Linked DNA regions of Homo sapiens: region 1 is linked to region 2. Evidence: chromatin contacts called from ENCODE Hi-C or POLR2A ChIA-PET data. All regions are on one chromosome and are shown on one strand. The core of a region is the stretch at or near the end of the contact, and the rest is flanking DNA. Distances in the headings are between cores, read along the strand shown. Region 1 holds the start of LOC105374764 (a long non-coding RNA gene). Region 2 has its middle 54 kb from the start of B3GNT2.

The links. A loop is a pair of places that touch in the nucleus more often than their neighbours do. ChIA-PET counts read pairs that join two places held with the same protein, here RNA polymerase II (POLR2A). Pooled maps may share reads with other maps.
Region 1: a map with no recorded cell type shows a loop between it and region 2 (8-fold over the local background). The contact joins two enhancer-like sites. A Hi-C loop is called at or near these places in 4 of 168 maps with a recorded cell type or tissue (Caco-2, GM12878, IMR-90 and 1 more), 33 of 37 single-sample maps with no recorded cell type and 10 of 50 pooled maps. POLR2A ChIA-PET finds 5 or more read pairs at or near these places in 2 of 52 experiments (Caco-2 and MCF 10A).

What each region holds. Positions count from the first base shown.
Region 1 is chr2:62,408,658-62,416,092 of GRCh38, reverse strand. LOC105374764 (a long non-coding RNA gene) reads right to left here and starts at 900. Exons shown (of 6, transcript XR_002959390.2): 1 at 664-900. RefSeq lists enhancers at 669-738, 3,899-4,088, 4,360-5,119, 6,051-6,130, 6,371-6,460. Within about 2 kb of position 4,137, at least 26 of the 41 ENCODE cell types and tissues checked have a DNase peak (open chromatin) inside an H3K27ac peak, as active enhancers do; they include GM12878, where a contact is called at or near this core.
Region 2 is chr2:62,138,071-62,145,177 of GRCh38, reverse strand. No RefSeq gene overlaps it. Among named protein-coding and RNA genes, the nearest start is that of B3GNT2, 54 kb to the left of the region's middle. RefSeq lists an enhancer at 3,023-3,112. Within about 2 kb of position 3,922, at least 3 of the 41 ENCODE cell types and tissues checked have a DNase peak (open chromatin) inside an H3K27ac peak, as active enhancers do; they include GM12878, where a contact is called at or near this core.

The sequences.
Region 1 (7,435 bases), core at 2,888-5,387, 270 kb before region 2:
TTTCATTTTAATGGCTATCTAGCATTCTACTGTGTGGAATGTACTATAATTTATTTAACTAATTTAGTTAATTCTCTGTTATTAACCACATAACTTATCTCTAGCTTTTCTTTAAGCCTGGTACCCCTGTGGTAAACATCCCTAAATCTACATCTTTGTACATATTCTTAGGATACATTCCCTAAAGGCACACCAAAGGTTGGGTGATTATATCATTTATTCTACAAAGCAGGATTCTTTGAGAGTGAAAAAAGATAATATTAAAAATCCATAGTAATTAATAAATAACAATAAGCCAGGACTGTTCTGGGCGTGACACACATTGCCAGATTGGCCTCCTGAAATGTTTACACTCCCACGGGCAGCTACCAAATGTCCTTGCTCTAAGCCCTTGCCAATGCTGCCAGTCCTATACCCCTACACCCTCTTACTCTCTAGATCCCATCTTCCAAAAAACAACAACCACACACACTGCAAATACCATGAGAGCCCTCACTGGAGATGTGACAGTGGTTGGCAGAGCTGTTTCTCATGGCAGGGAGAGGACAAGTAAGTCTTTGCCCTGGTTAACAATGATTTGACATTTGGTGAGTTCATTTTGTCTTCTGATCCAGGTACATCCACTGGATTAGTTTCAAGGCAGCAATGACCTGCCTTCCTTACCTGCACACAGGCCCAGGTACAGGCTCAGCCAGAAGAGGAATCTCCCAGGAGGGCCTCTCCCCAGGCCCAGGCAGGGAAGCACTGCCATGGATAGCATCTGCCAGGACAAGCTGACCTGCACAAGAGACAGTCCACCGTGAAGAGCCGAGCATGAGTTGGCAGCTGCTGTCAGCTCAAATTGTCCAGTACGCAAACTTGGTCTTCAGAGGACTGACTTCCTCTTGGATAGAAGAACCCTCTGAAACCATGACTGTCAAGAACACACCCAAATAAAGCAGCTGCCGAAACCACAAAAACAGAAAGACTAGATTCATTGTGAAGATGTTTTCTAACATTCAAATGGGCTTTTGTTAGTTTTGTTTTTGATTTTGGTGGAGGTCATTTGAGTCTTGTTATCAAGGTTACAAAGTGCTCTCTGGGAAAAGATCCGGGCCCATTTACCAGGCTGCCTTGCCTGGCTTTGCTTCTCGGGTATGAAATGAACATTGAGAATGCAGACACTGAAGAAAAGACCTCAGGTATCTTTGACTTTTTTTTTTTTTTTTTTTTTGAGACAGGGTCTCAATCTGTCACCCAAGCTGTAGTGCAATGGCACGATCTAGGCTCACTGCAACCTCTGCCTCCCAGGTTCAAGCAATTCTCCCACATCAGCCTCCTGAGTAGCTGGGATTACAGGGGCGTGCCACCACACCCAGCTAATTTTTGTATTTCTAGTAGAGATGGGGTTTCACCATGTTGGCCAGGCTGGCCTTGAACTCCTGACCTCAAGTGATCCATCCACCCTGACTTCCCAAAGTGCTGGGATTACAGGCGTGAGCCACCATGCCCAGCCTATTTTTGACTTTCTGAGTCAAGTAACCAGATGAAACCAGTCCCCTTGTCCACCCAGAGTCCACTCAGGCTATACTTGATTCATACTTTTTTTTTAATTTTTATATTTTTTTTAGAGACAGGGTCTCATTCTGTCACCCAGGCTGGAGTACAGTGGCACAATCACGGCTCACTGCAACCTCGAACTACTGGGCTCAAGCAATCCTCCTGCCTCAGCCTCCCAATTAGCTAGGACTACAGGCACGTGCCACCATGCCTGGGTAATTTTTTAATTTTTTGTAGCAATGGAGTCTCACTATGTTGACCAGGCTGATCTCAAACCCCTGGTCTCAAGCAACCGGCTCCCTTTAGCCTCCCTAAGCACTAGGATTACCGGTGTGAGCCACCACACCTGGCCTGATTCATATGCTAGACTCATATGCTAGAAAAGCCAACCCCAAATGGGCCCTGATAGAGCAATCTTGTTGGGGACAGTTTTACTTGTAAGTAACTGGCTCCCTGACCTACAGAATATAAGCCTTCAGAAAAAGCTTCAGAAAAAGCTCAGCACCCTGCCTCTCTCCTCCAAATAATGTTCCAGGTGATATTCTGCAAGCACACCTGGAAACTTTGCTCTGTTTGTTAACCTAGAAAATTAAATGAGCAAGGGACAGAGCAGGCTGGCCTGGAACAGGGACTGGGTACAAACCAGATCTCCAAAGCTTGGGCTTATTCTCTGAAAGAAATGCTCTTTTTAATTTCAACTCTGATGTCTTGGTGGAGACATTCAACTGGAGATCTGGAGTCTTTGATATAAGCAAAGGCAAGCTTGTGGGATCACCACTGGCTACAGAAAGAAGCCCAGCTCTTTGGCAAAGAAAATCCTGGGCTCAGAGAGTGAAGAGTGTGTCAGATTTCTCACGTCAAAAGTCAGCTTTTGTATTCAGAATGGAGCCAGAAGGTCCTGAATCCAGAATGGCCTAGAGCCTCCCCACATGCTGTCCTAGCGGGGGCTTTAGCAGGTGGATTTTGATAAAGATAGCTTTGGATGCTAAGCATAGAAAAAAAGAGAAATGTTGGCTCTAGGCTGGGTATGGTGGCTCACACCTGCAATCCCAGCACTTTGGGAGGCCAAGGCGGGTGAATCACTTGAGTCCAGGAGTTCAAGACCAGGCTGGGCAACATGGCAAAATCATCTCTACAAAAAATACAAAAATTAGTCGGGCATGGGGTCACCCACCTGTAGTCCCAGCTACTAGGGAGGCTGAGGTGGGAGGATCAATTGAGTCCATGAGATCAAGGCTGCAGTGAGCCGTGTTTGCGCCACTGCATTCCAGCCTGGGTAACAGAGAAAGACCTTGTCTCAAAAAAGGAAAAAGAAAAAAGTTGGCTTTAGCACCTCGAACCCTAGATGACTTCCTGAGTGTCATATTCTTTGGCTGCTACTCTGGAGTCACATCTCAGGGAAGATCCAGACAGACGGCTTTGGTCTTTGTGTTTGTAGGTCCTTTTTCCCTCAGATACTCACCTGCCCTACTCCCTCACCTCATCTATGCCTTTGCACAGATATTAGCAGATATCTGTGCTGATAAAAGTTGCGACTGCACCAGGCACAGTGGCTCACACCTGTAATCCCAGCACTTTGGAAGGCTGAGGCAGGAGGACTGCTTAAGGCTAGGGGTTCAAGACCAGCCTGGGCAACACACCAAGACCTTATCTCTGAAAAAAAAAAAAAAAGTTGTAGCTCATCAATTACCCTATCTGAAATAGCCCTGAATCCCCTGCCTTATTTTCCTTTATTGCACTTGTTACTACATCCCATTATATTTTACATGTATGTGTTTAATATTTGCCTCCCTAGTTAAAATGTAAAGTGCATGAAAGGAGACATTTTTATTTATAGTCAGGTCCGCAGATCTTAGGACAGTGCCTGGCACATAATAAAAGCACAATAAATATTTGTTGAATGAGTCTTAGAGTTGAGTCAAACATCAGATAGCAGGTATTTCTACTGGGCAAATGTGGACTCACCCCAGAGGTGTGTAGAAGAGGGTGCAGAGTCTGGAGTAGTTTGGGGTGTAGGTGTCGGGGGAGAGGCAATTGTCTCGGGTGGAAACAAAATCCATGGCTTGTGCCCCTGCAGTTGCAAACACCATGAGTAGACGACAGAGAGAGAGAGAGAGAGAGAGAGAGAGGGAGGGAGGGAGGGGGAGAGAAAGAGAGAGAGAGAGAGAGAGAGAGGGAGGGAGGGAGGGGGGGAGAGAGATTGAGAGAGAGAGAGAGAGAGAGAGAGAGAGAGAGAGAGAGAGAGAGAGAGAGAGAAAACTAATTGTAATTCCTACTCATAGCCACAAGATGGCACTATTGCTCAGAGTCTTTACTCTGAAAAGCCGAATCTAGCAGAATCTAGCAGTCTAGTTTGGGATTCCTTGCTTCTCTCCGTCTCCTCCCGTTTCTCTCTCCGCTTTCCTCTCTTTTGTCTTCCTCTCCCTTCGTTTTTAAACACTGCTTTTATGGTGGACTTGAGCAATAGTATAGGAGAAGCCATTGGTGCTCAGAGAGAGATCCCCGAGATGGATATTTGGCCACACTAGGCACAATGGTTTGCTCACTGAGCACGGCCGGAAGGCCTGGCTTCACCAGCTTCCTCTTCTCTCTGGCCAGAACCCACAGCCTTGCTGTTCTGGACCTGGCCCGTGGCTTGGGAAGCCTCCAGGGACAATCTTGCTTCTCCCTCCCTTACTCCATCCTCCCCACCCCATAACATGCTTATCTGGGAAGCACCTGCCCTCAGATCTGGTTCCAGGGGTCCTTGCTTTCCACTTGAGAAACTGTAAACACGCACAGAATGTCTCCTGGTGGGGGTTCTGAGGCCTTTTCCTCCCTGGTATTTTAGCCTAAGGAAAAAGCATTCAGTGGTGTGGGGATGGTGGGTGGAGCTTGCGGTATTTTTCTAAGACTTTTGCAGTTGGGGAACAAATCTCCAGGGAAGGGGCAGGGCCTCGGGCTAATTCCAGTACAGTAGGATCAGGGCCATGAAAACATCACACAAAGGAAACTTCAAAGCTCTTCCCCAGTCTGAATGGGCAGGGCCTGCTGAGAGGTCAGATGTTAACCTGATCCAAATGCCCTCTTGCTTTCAGGTGCCCCTCGCAGGCCTGCACACCCCTAGGGGATCCACCCTCTCCCAGGTCAGAATTCCACAGGGCCCTGAAGCTTCCTTACGCAGTGCTCCCCATCCCTGTGCTTGAAGCAAAGCCAGGGAGGGCAGAGCCCAGAAGTTGGGATCTGGTTCTGACTGTTCTCTGGCCTTAGGAGTAGAGGCCAATTTCATCTCTGCAAAGTGAGGCTGGGGCTGAGGAATGAAATTACACCTTCATCCCGCTCAGTCCTGCCTCATCCCCAAACCTTGCCAAACCCTGACACAGCTACTTTGCAGGGAGTGGTGAGAATTAGGAATGCTGCAAGGTCACTTAGGGTGATCATTAGGACAGTCATTAATTTCTGAGGCCTAAGAGTGACTAATTTATCTCTGATAGACACAGGGATCAAAGGAGAGTATTTATGGCTTAGAAACAAACCTCCCATTCTTTCCCCTGCTATAATAAATAATAAAAAGCTCCCAGGCCTCCCTCCCTTGTCCATCTCTTCCCTGCCCCTTCCTCTCTGTCTTAACTGTCCCTGCACAAAAATTAACCCTACTCTTGCTTCTCTGTACTCTTCCCCTTCCTTCTGTAAGAACCAGAGAGGGGAAGAGAATTAGCTGGCCCTGAGAGCTTCAGCTGCAACTGTGCTGTGGAGTGAGGGGTGCTGATCCCAGGGGAGGACATAAGCCAGGCCAAGAGTGGGCTCTCCCTGGGCATTTACCATGTTTACTTTCCTAAGTATGTATACCAGGGCCTGGTTAGGCTAGAAAGCAGACTGTCACCAGGTTTATTAGCTGTGTGACCTTGAGCAAGCTACTTTTTTAAAGCCTCAGTTTCCCAATCTATAAAAGAAGGATAATAATAGCATCACAGACTGGCTTATGAGAATGACATAAGATAAAATATATAAAGTGCTCAGCACAGAGCCTGATGCAAAATAATGGCCACCACATTTACCAGGACCTCAACATCCTTATTTTATTTCCAAGAACTTGAGGCTGCAGTACAAACTGAGTCCTTCACTTTCTGTTGTAGCCTCTGGGAGACGCCAAAGTGAGGATGGGTGTGGCCCTCCAAGGACGCTGGACCCCTGCTGTAACAAGACACAGATCACACGGGAGGGGTTCTCAGCCTTAAGGATGCCGTGAGGTGGGCCTAGATCATGGCTTCTCACCGCCGCACTACTGACAGACCATTCTTTGTGGTGAGGCTTTGTTCTGTGCATTGTAGGCTGTTTCGCAGCATCTCCGGCCTCTGTTCACTAGATGCCAGTAGCAGCCTTCTAGTCATGACTATCAAAAATGCCTTTAGACATTGTCAGATGTCTTCTGGGGGACAAAACTGCCCTTAGTTGAGGGGCACTGGTCCAGGAAGGTGGGAAACATAGGGGCAAACCTGGCAGGGGTGAGGAAGCAGGTATGAGCCTGCGCACAAGAGCCCCTCCTACCCTGGGCAGGGCTCAGGCAGACCCTCAGCTGACTGTGGAGATTGGCCCTGGAAGACGAAGTTCTCTCTAGTAAGGCCATGGCCTTGCTTCCTCAAGAGCTGATGCCCTGCTTGGACATGGACCCCTGGATTCCCCCCAGCCCAAACCAACATACACAACCCTGTCCAGCCCCAGGAGTGCTGGCCAAGAAACAGTGCCCTGGTGGCACAGAATGCTCACTAAATGGACCCTGGGTCCATTCTCATCTCAGGGCAGAGCATGGAGCCAGGCTGGCCCTGCCACTCATGCACTGTGTGGCCTTGGGCAAATTGTTTCACCTCTCTGTGCCCCAGGATCCTTATCTGTAAAAATACCTTCCTAGGCAGGTTGTTGTGAGGATTAAATGACTTCATATTTCTAACATACTTAGAAGAGAGCCTGACTCATAGCAAGCACTAAGTGTTTGTTAAAGAAGCCAAAACCCAAAAAGAAGCTGCTGCAGACCAGGCGATGATGCAGCGTTGTGTATGTCAGAGGGTGCCTCAGCTATGACCTAAGGTCCAGGAGCTGTGTTTCCAAGGGCCTCTGGCCATTTGTATCTGGGTGTGGTGGGTGTATCTGGGGTCCCTGCAGCATCTCCCCTATTGGAGGTGGTTGTTCTTAGGAAAGTTCATTTTGACCAGAGAGAATACTCAGTGCAGTGGGCTCCAGAACTTCTCACTTGACAGCCCCTGGGAATTTCTTTGACTTGAGGGTGCTGGGAGAAAAGTCTTTTCCTCTACCAACTTAGGTTTGAGGAGGGGGTTTGTGAAATGACTCACAATAGACATACGAACGGGAAAAAAGACGAGGTCTATTCATATGTGGGAGCACTCGGTAATAAGTACCTTGCTGTACAGCCAGAGGTAAAGGTTTAAATACCAACTTAGCAAAAGGGAGGCAATGACAGCTTCGGAGGCTGGAAGGGTCTGATGGGGCTTGTTTACATAGTGTTTGGGAATGTACCAGTGCCCAAGGCCAGTCACCTCCCTGACTGGAGACCTCTGGGGGTGGAGATGAGGAGAAAACTCTGTTTTAGCCAGGTAGGGGTTCACTGGTGATTTCTTTTTTTTTTTTTTTCTTTTCCTTTTCCTTCTTTTATTCTCAGACCTCACAGGGATGGATCTTTTTCTTCCCTTTTTTCTTATTTTTCTTTTCTCACCCTCCCCCAATTCAGATTTCTTTTTGCATCTATTGTTGAAGCATCTGTTGTTGGATTTTGGTTGCTTAAAGGGAAGTACCTTCAATTTGCTGGGAAGAGAGAAGGAGCGAGGGAAGGAGCTGTTGAGTGAGCTGCTGTGATCTTTTGGGAACCCTAATATTTCCTGTCTGGCAGAGGAGGCAAAACCCC
Region 2 (7,107 bases), core at 2,673-5,172:
TGTTTTGGAAGCCAAGGTTTTTGTCATGTAGGTGAAACCTCCAAAGAACAAGCTTCAGAGATAATAGATGTGACAGTCTCTTATCTGACCTAAAAGGTGTCAAACTCTGTGGAAAAACCTAGTAGAGGAAGGAGATTCTCTAAAAAAATGCAAATTTCCCCCACAAGGGACAGCTTTGCAGGGCCATTCAAAGTATGTCGAAGAAATATATTTTGGGGTAAAATATTCTGATCTCCTTCCGGGCCTGCTGTCTGTCATGAGATGTTACATCAGAGTCAGGTTGGAATTTGATCTTATTGCTACAAAGAGTCTGTTTTGTCGGTCTTAAAATCTCTGTTTTAATGTTAATGCTGGTCAGTTGGGTCTAAACTCCAAAAAGAGAAGGGTATATAATGAGACCTTCCCCCTCTCTTCCTGTCATGGCCTGAACTTCTAACCACCCCTCTTCCTGTCATGGCCTGAACTTTTTCAGGTTTTTTTTGGGATCCCCTTGGCTGAGGGGGTACATTCAGTTGGTTGGGGAGATTAGAATTTTGTTTTTGGTTTATAATAGGAAACTCAAAAACAAAAACCTCCAGCCTATTCTAAATGGAACACTATGCAGCAGTTAAAATTAATAAACTAAATTTATATAAACTGTTGGGAGAAAAAACTTCTCTACCAATTTAGGTCCAATTGGTCGGTGGCCTGTGAATCAACTGACAATACACAGATTAACAGGAGAAAAACGTACTACATATGCGAAGGTACCCTAAAGAGAGTAGCTCCCAGAATAGCTGGGGGGGAAAAAATCACACAGCCATAAAAGAGAATAAAATCGTATCCTTTGCAGCGACATGGATGCAGCTGGAGGCCATTATCCTAAGCAAATTAATGCAAGAACAGAAAACCAAATACCACATGTTACAAGTGGGAGCTAAACTGTGGATTCTTATAGACATAAAGACGGCAATAATAGCTACTAGGGACTACTGGGGTTGAAAGACTAACTACTGGGTACTATGTTCACTACCCGGGTGACAGAATCATTCATATGCCAAATGTCAGCATCACACAATATACCTAAAGTATCAAACATGCACATGGACCCCTAAATCTATGAACACAATTAATGGCTAAACTTCTAGGTGCAAAACTAGGGATGGCATTTGGGCTGTAAAGAATGGCACAGGCTGTGGTTACCCCAGTAACCACTTTCTTCCAGGACTCACTCAAGGCAATAGGGACTTGCTTGGTCTTGCCCCTTCTGTTATGGTTCCAGGGGTGGTTGCCCAAAGGTGATGCAAGTTGATTCTCCCAGGGATGGGTCCCCAGTGAGAGCTCTCAAGCTATTCAGGGACCTTCAGAGCCAAATTCCCCTAGCATTTTGTTCAACTCTTCCCCATGTGTACAGGGACAAGGAAGGGTTTTGCATTATCCTTTCCCATTTGTTGAAATTACATCTATAAGAACTGATGAAGAGAAGGGTCAGTTTTTTCCACCTGTCTCAGGGAACTGGGTGGGCCTGATAACTCTCCCACTACATGCTCCTGGCCCCAGATTATCTGGTTACTTATTTTTAAACTTCCTGATATTAGGGGAAAAGATTTTTCCCTAAATTCCCTATAAGTGATATTTGAAGCGGTGGTACGCCACCCAGCAAATGGCTGTATCCAGTTTTAATGGTTCATAAAGTAACTTATGAAGTGACTTGTTTTCTTTCAATTCAAAGGAAGTCTGGGGAAAGGCACCATTCATTCATTCAAGATGGGGTCTCAATATGTTGCCCAGGATGGTCTTGAACTCCTGGGCTCAAGGATCCTCCTGCCTCAGCCTCCTGAGTAGCTAGGATTACAAATGTGGCAGTTTGAAAGGCACTTTCTTGGTCTATGTGGTCCGCCTGTACCCAGATGATTTGGAGCCTCACCTTTAGTCCCACCCTGGCCAGCCAAACCAGGGTCAGCCTGGGGCTCCAGGAAAAAATGAAATGTTACATGGCCTTACTTGCCTTTTTCTGCTATTCATAGGCTGATATTGGTTGATAGTAAATATAAACCCACTGGGCAAGTTCATTTTTGCACAGAGTGACAACCGTCACTGAACTCTGTTTTAAGGGAGGGATTTTGGTGGGTTTTTTTTTTTGAGACAAGGTCACCCAGGCTGGAGTGCAGTGGCATGATCTCGGCTCACTGCAGCCTTGACCTCCTGGGCTCGATTGATCTTCCCACCTCAGCTCCCCAAGTAGCTGGGACTACAGGCGTGCACCATCACGCCTCGCTAATTTTTTGTAGAGACAGGATTTTGCCATGTTGTCCAGACTGGTCTTGAACTCCTGAGCTCAAACAATTCACCCACTTCAGCCTCCCAAAGTGCTGGAATTACAGGCATGGGAGGGATTTTTTTTTTCTTTAAATTGAGATGAGGTCTCACCATCATGCCCAGGATGGTCTTGAACTCCTGGGCTCAAGTAATCCTCCCATCTCAGCCTCCTGAGTAGCTGGAACTACAGCTGTGTGCACCACACCCAGCTAATTGTTCAACATTTTTGTAGAGACAGGGTCTTGCTATGTTGCCCAGGCTGGTTTCTAACTCCGGGGCTCAAGTGGTCCTCCTGCTTCAGCCTCCCAAAGTGCTGGGTTACAAGTGTGAGCCACTGTGCTGGGCCAGAATTTATTTATTTATTATTTTTAAAGAACCTTCATTTCCTCTGGCAATCTGCTTGGGGACATGCACATGAATCTCATGGGAGAACAAGAAAACGTTTCCTTTTTGTGTTCTCCACTTTCCCTTCCCTTTCCAGAATCTAGGCCCTGGTGATTCCCTTCAGGAGGCAGGAAAGCGATTCCTTGAAGAACAACAGCCGTCACCTTCCTTCCCAGTTGAGCCAGAAAGGCCCCACAGCTCTGCCACAGATGCTACAGAAAATGTTTCTGGCCTCAACTCCCCAGGGAGGGAGTAAGCCTTGGGGTTAGTTCAGTTGCACAGTTCCACGTCTGTTAGCAGCCACTGGTTCTCTTACTCCAGCTATGTTTAGCTTTGTTTGACTATCTTCCATGGGAACACAACTGCATTAGTGTTCCTTTTCTCAGTTCTCCATTTCAAAAATTTTTATTTATTTATTTAATTTCTGAGAGGGGGTCTTGCTCTGTCACCTAGGATGGAGTGCAGTGGCACAAACACAGCCTCACTGCAGACTCGACCTCCAAGTTCAGCCTCCTGAGTAGTTGGGATCACAGGCATGCACCACCATGCCTGGCTAATTTTTTTATTAGTAGTAGAGACAGGGTCTCCCTATGTTGCCCAGGCTGGCCTTGAACTCCTGAGTTCAAGCAATCCGCCCGCCTCAGCCTCCCAAAGTGCTTGGATTATAGGCGTGAGCCACCGTGCCCCGGTATCGGTTCTCCATTTATAACAACTTGTCACCAAGAACCCGAGACCCAAGCTTGGGTCAATGGTTGTCCAGCTAGGATGAGAATAATGTGCTGGCTATCTGGGTACTGTGGACAGCCTGGAAGCCCCATGTGGCAGCCAACTTACTCATTTTGCACACTGCACCCAGAGAAGGGTGGCACTGAGTGGAAAGTGAGGCCAAGGTCATCACAAACAGCATCAGGCTCTACAAAGAGTGACAGCAACCTGAAGCACAGAGACAGGTCTAACATGGATGCAGGATGTAAGTGACGTTGGACCTAGTCTTAGGTCACATCTGCATACAAAAATCCTCACTACAGGAACTGTCATTATTTAAACACATGAGCAAGGACACAGATTTTTGAAATAAGCACTTATTCTTTTGAAGGGTCTAAAAGGTAGAATGTAGAGATGGAAGACAGTAGACCTGAAATTCCTTCCTGACCACGGCCTTGTACAAATCTTCTGCCCTGTCTGTCCAGATGTTTCCTCATTTTTGACCAGATGCTAAAGCCTCCAAATCAGTCATTCTGAGATCCATGCCAATTCTTAGCCATGATTCTAAAAATAGCCAGAATAGAAATAATATACAATCCTCATATTTATGCTTACTTCTTTAATACAAAAACAGTGTAATAACAGCATGAAGGAAATAATTTAATGATTTTAATTTTTCAGCCTAAAATTATTTTAAACTAATGGTTTCACCTTGTTCCACTTGAGTAATCAAATTCATATTTTCCCCCTTGCCATCTCTCCCCCACCTGCATCCTGTGAATCAACAGAAGTTAAAACCCTAACACCAGTGGGAAACAGAAACTAGCCAAGAGCATGTAAAACAGAAACAAGACAGGCGTGGTGGTGCTGAGGTGGGAAGATCACTTGAGCCCAGGAGTTCAGGCTGCAGTGAATAATGGTTGCACCATTGCACTCTAGCTTGGGGGACAGCGTGAGACCCTGTCTCTATATTAAATTTTAAAATATAATAAAAGAGAAAGAAAATGCCTAATTACAGTTCTTGGTGAATAAATGATGTAAATGCCCATATTTTACTACCTGCTCACGTATAGCGTTAGTATTGTAATCAGATAGTTTATGTACCAAACTTGTAAGTTATGCCAGTTGGGACCATTTATCTAACAGGAAGCAGGCCCAGGCAGGTTCCTTTGCAACAAAGGATGGTTCAATGTTGCATACAGTTGAGTTGCCATGAGAGACAATTATGGCCATCCCCAAATAAGGAAAACTTGATTGCACTTAGATAAAAATTGCGATTTTTCAAATTTTGAGGTCAAAACCTGTATACTCTACAACTAGAGGTAAGCTTAAGCTAATTATGTTCTATTTGAGTCTTCCCTTCTGCTGACTAAATCACCATTTAAAATATTTGTAAACCTTGGTTGTAAAGTTGGACACCTAAGAATTCAAAATAGCAATTGTCCCACAAAGCCCCATCCCTTCCAGTATTGTGTTCTTTTAGGAAAGTATTCAATTATCTCTCAGCTGATCCTAAGATTCCTTCTATATCTTGTCCCTTTCATTTGTTTAGATATTTACTATACACTTTGAGGCTGGGTGCAGCGGCTCATGCCTGTCATCCCAGCACTTTGGGAGGCCGAGGTGGGTGGATCACCGAAGGTCAGGAGTTTGAGACCAGCCTGGCCAACATGGTGAAACCACGTCTCTACTAAAAATATAAAAATTAGCTGGGTGCGGTGGCGCATGCCTGTAATCCCAGCTACTCGGGAGGCTGACACAGGAGAATCGCTTGAACCTGGGAGGCAGAGGTTGCAGTGAGCAGAGATTGCACCACTGCACTCCACCCTGGGCGACAGAGTGAGACTCCTTCTCAAAAATAAATAAATAAATAAAAGGCTGGGCATGGTGGCTCACACCTGTAATCCCAGCACTTTGGGAGGCCGAGGCGGATGGATCATGAGGTCAGGAGTTCAAGACTAGCCTGGCCAAGATGGTGAAACTCCGTCTCTACTAAAAGTAAAAAAAAAATTAGCTGGGTGCGGTGGCAGGTGCCTGTGATCCCAGGTACTCAGGAGGCTGAGGCAGGAGAATCGCTTGAACTCAAAGGGCGGAGGTTGCAGTGAGCCAAGATCGCGCCACTGCACTCCAGCCTGGGTGACAGAGTGAGACTCCATTTCAATAAATAAATTAAAAAGAAAAAAAAACATACAAAAAGATACTTACTGTACACTTCAGAAAACAGTATTTTCTAACATCGGTTTAGCATTTATTTCCCTTTAATTTCTATTTATATTATTTTCTAAATGTTCACTCAGGTGTAAAAAAATAACTTCAACAATTAATAGTTTGACATGATGTCAGCTATTTAAGATACTCAACATCATCCTCTGCTTTTCACCACCTTCTTGCATTTGGGGGTGAAGAGTTAAACTACTTTTTTTTAATGCTGGAACTCTTTTTGAATCATTATTAAAATAAGACTGGGGGAAGAGAGGTTATATAAAGGAAATAAAGAGTCTATAATGGAATTTAGGCTTTTGCTGTTACAGCTGAGAAGAACTAGAGCTTCCAAGGAAAGCCTGACCTAAGAATAAGGCCAAATCTTTTGCTTCGTATCAACACAACGCTACCAAAATCTGGAGTTATTTTCTGACTTTATTCTGAAAGCTAACTTTTAGCTTGGCTGGACTGTTTTTTTCTTTTCTTCTCTCATCTTTCTCTCTCTCTCATCTCTCTCTCTCTCTCTCTCTCTCTCCTTTTCTTTCTTTTTTAGAGATGGGCTCTTGCTGTTGTTGCCTGAAGCCCCAAACTCCTGGGCTCAAGGCATCCTCCTTCCTCAGCCTCCTGAGCAGCTTGGACTTGAGGCCTGTGCTACCACACCTGGCTAACGGGCAGGAATCTTTCTAAACAGACTGAATTTAGAGTGCTTATTGCTCAAGCAGGGATAATTTCTACAAGGTCCAGTTCAGGCTGAGATTTTTATTTTGTCCCTAATTTCCTGAAATCAAAACAAGTGGTTTTAATCTAGGATCGCACAGGTAGAAAACCTAGTGGGGTCTCTGGGAACTTTATACCTGTTTTCTCCTTCCCTGGTCCTTTCTCCATGCTTTTATTGTTACCAGGGAGATGTCCTGGTTTAATGTAAGTGTCCCTTACAAAACTTTCTAAGAACTTACTCCCAGAAAATACAAAAAATGATGATAGCCAATTAGGCAAGAGAGGGGGTAATTTAGTCTTATACTTTCTCAGAGGGAATACAAATTAATACAGCCTTCCTGGAGAGGAATTTGGCAATGTTTATCAAAGTTAAAAACTGTGTACTAGGCCGGGTGCAGTGGCTCACGCCTGTAATCCCAGCACTTTGGGAGGCTGAGGCGGGTCAATCACTGGAGGTCAGGAGTTCGAGACCAGCCTGGCCAACATAGTGAAACCCTGTCTCTACTAAAAATACAAAAAAAAATTAGCCGGACGTGGTGGCAGGTGCCTGTAGTCCCAGCTACTCAGGAGGCTGAGACAGGAGAATCACTTGAACCCGGGAGGCGGAGGTTGCAGTGAGCTGAGATTGCGCCACTGCATTCCAGCATGGGTGACAGAGTGAAACTCTGTCTCTAAATAAATAAATAAAACTGTGTACTCCACTTCTGGGAATTTATTCAAGGAAAGTCAACTCTTTTCCTAGTTCTAGCCTTCTTTCTGTACATTAGATTGATGGGTCATTAACTGTTCTTAGTATGTTTC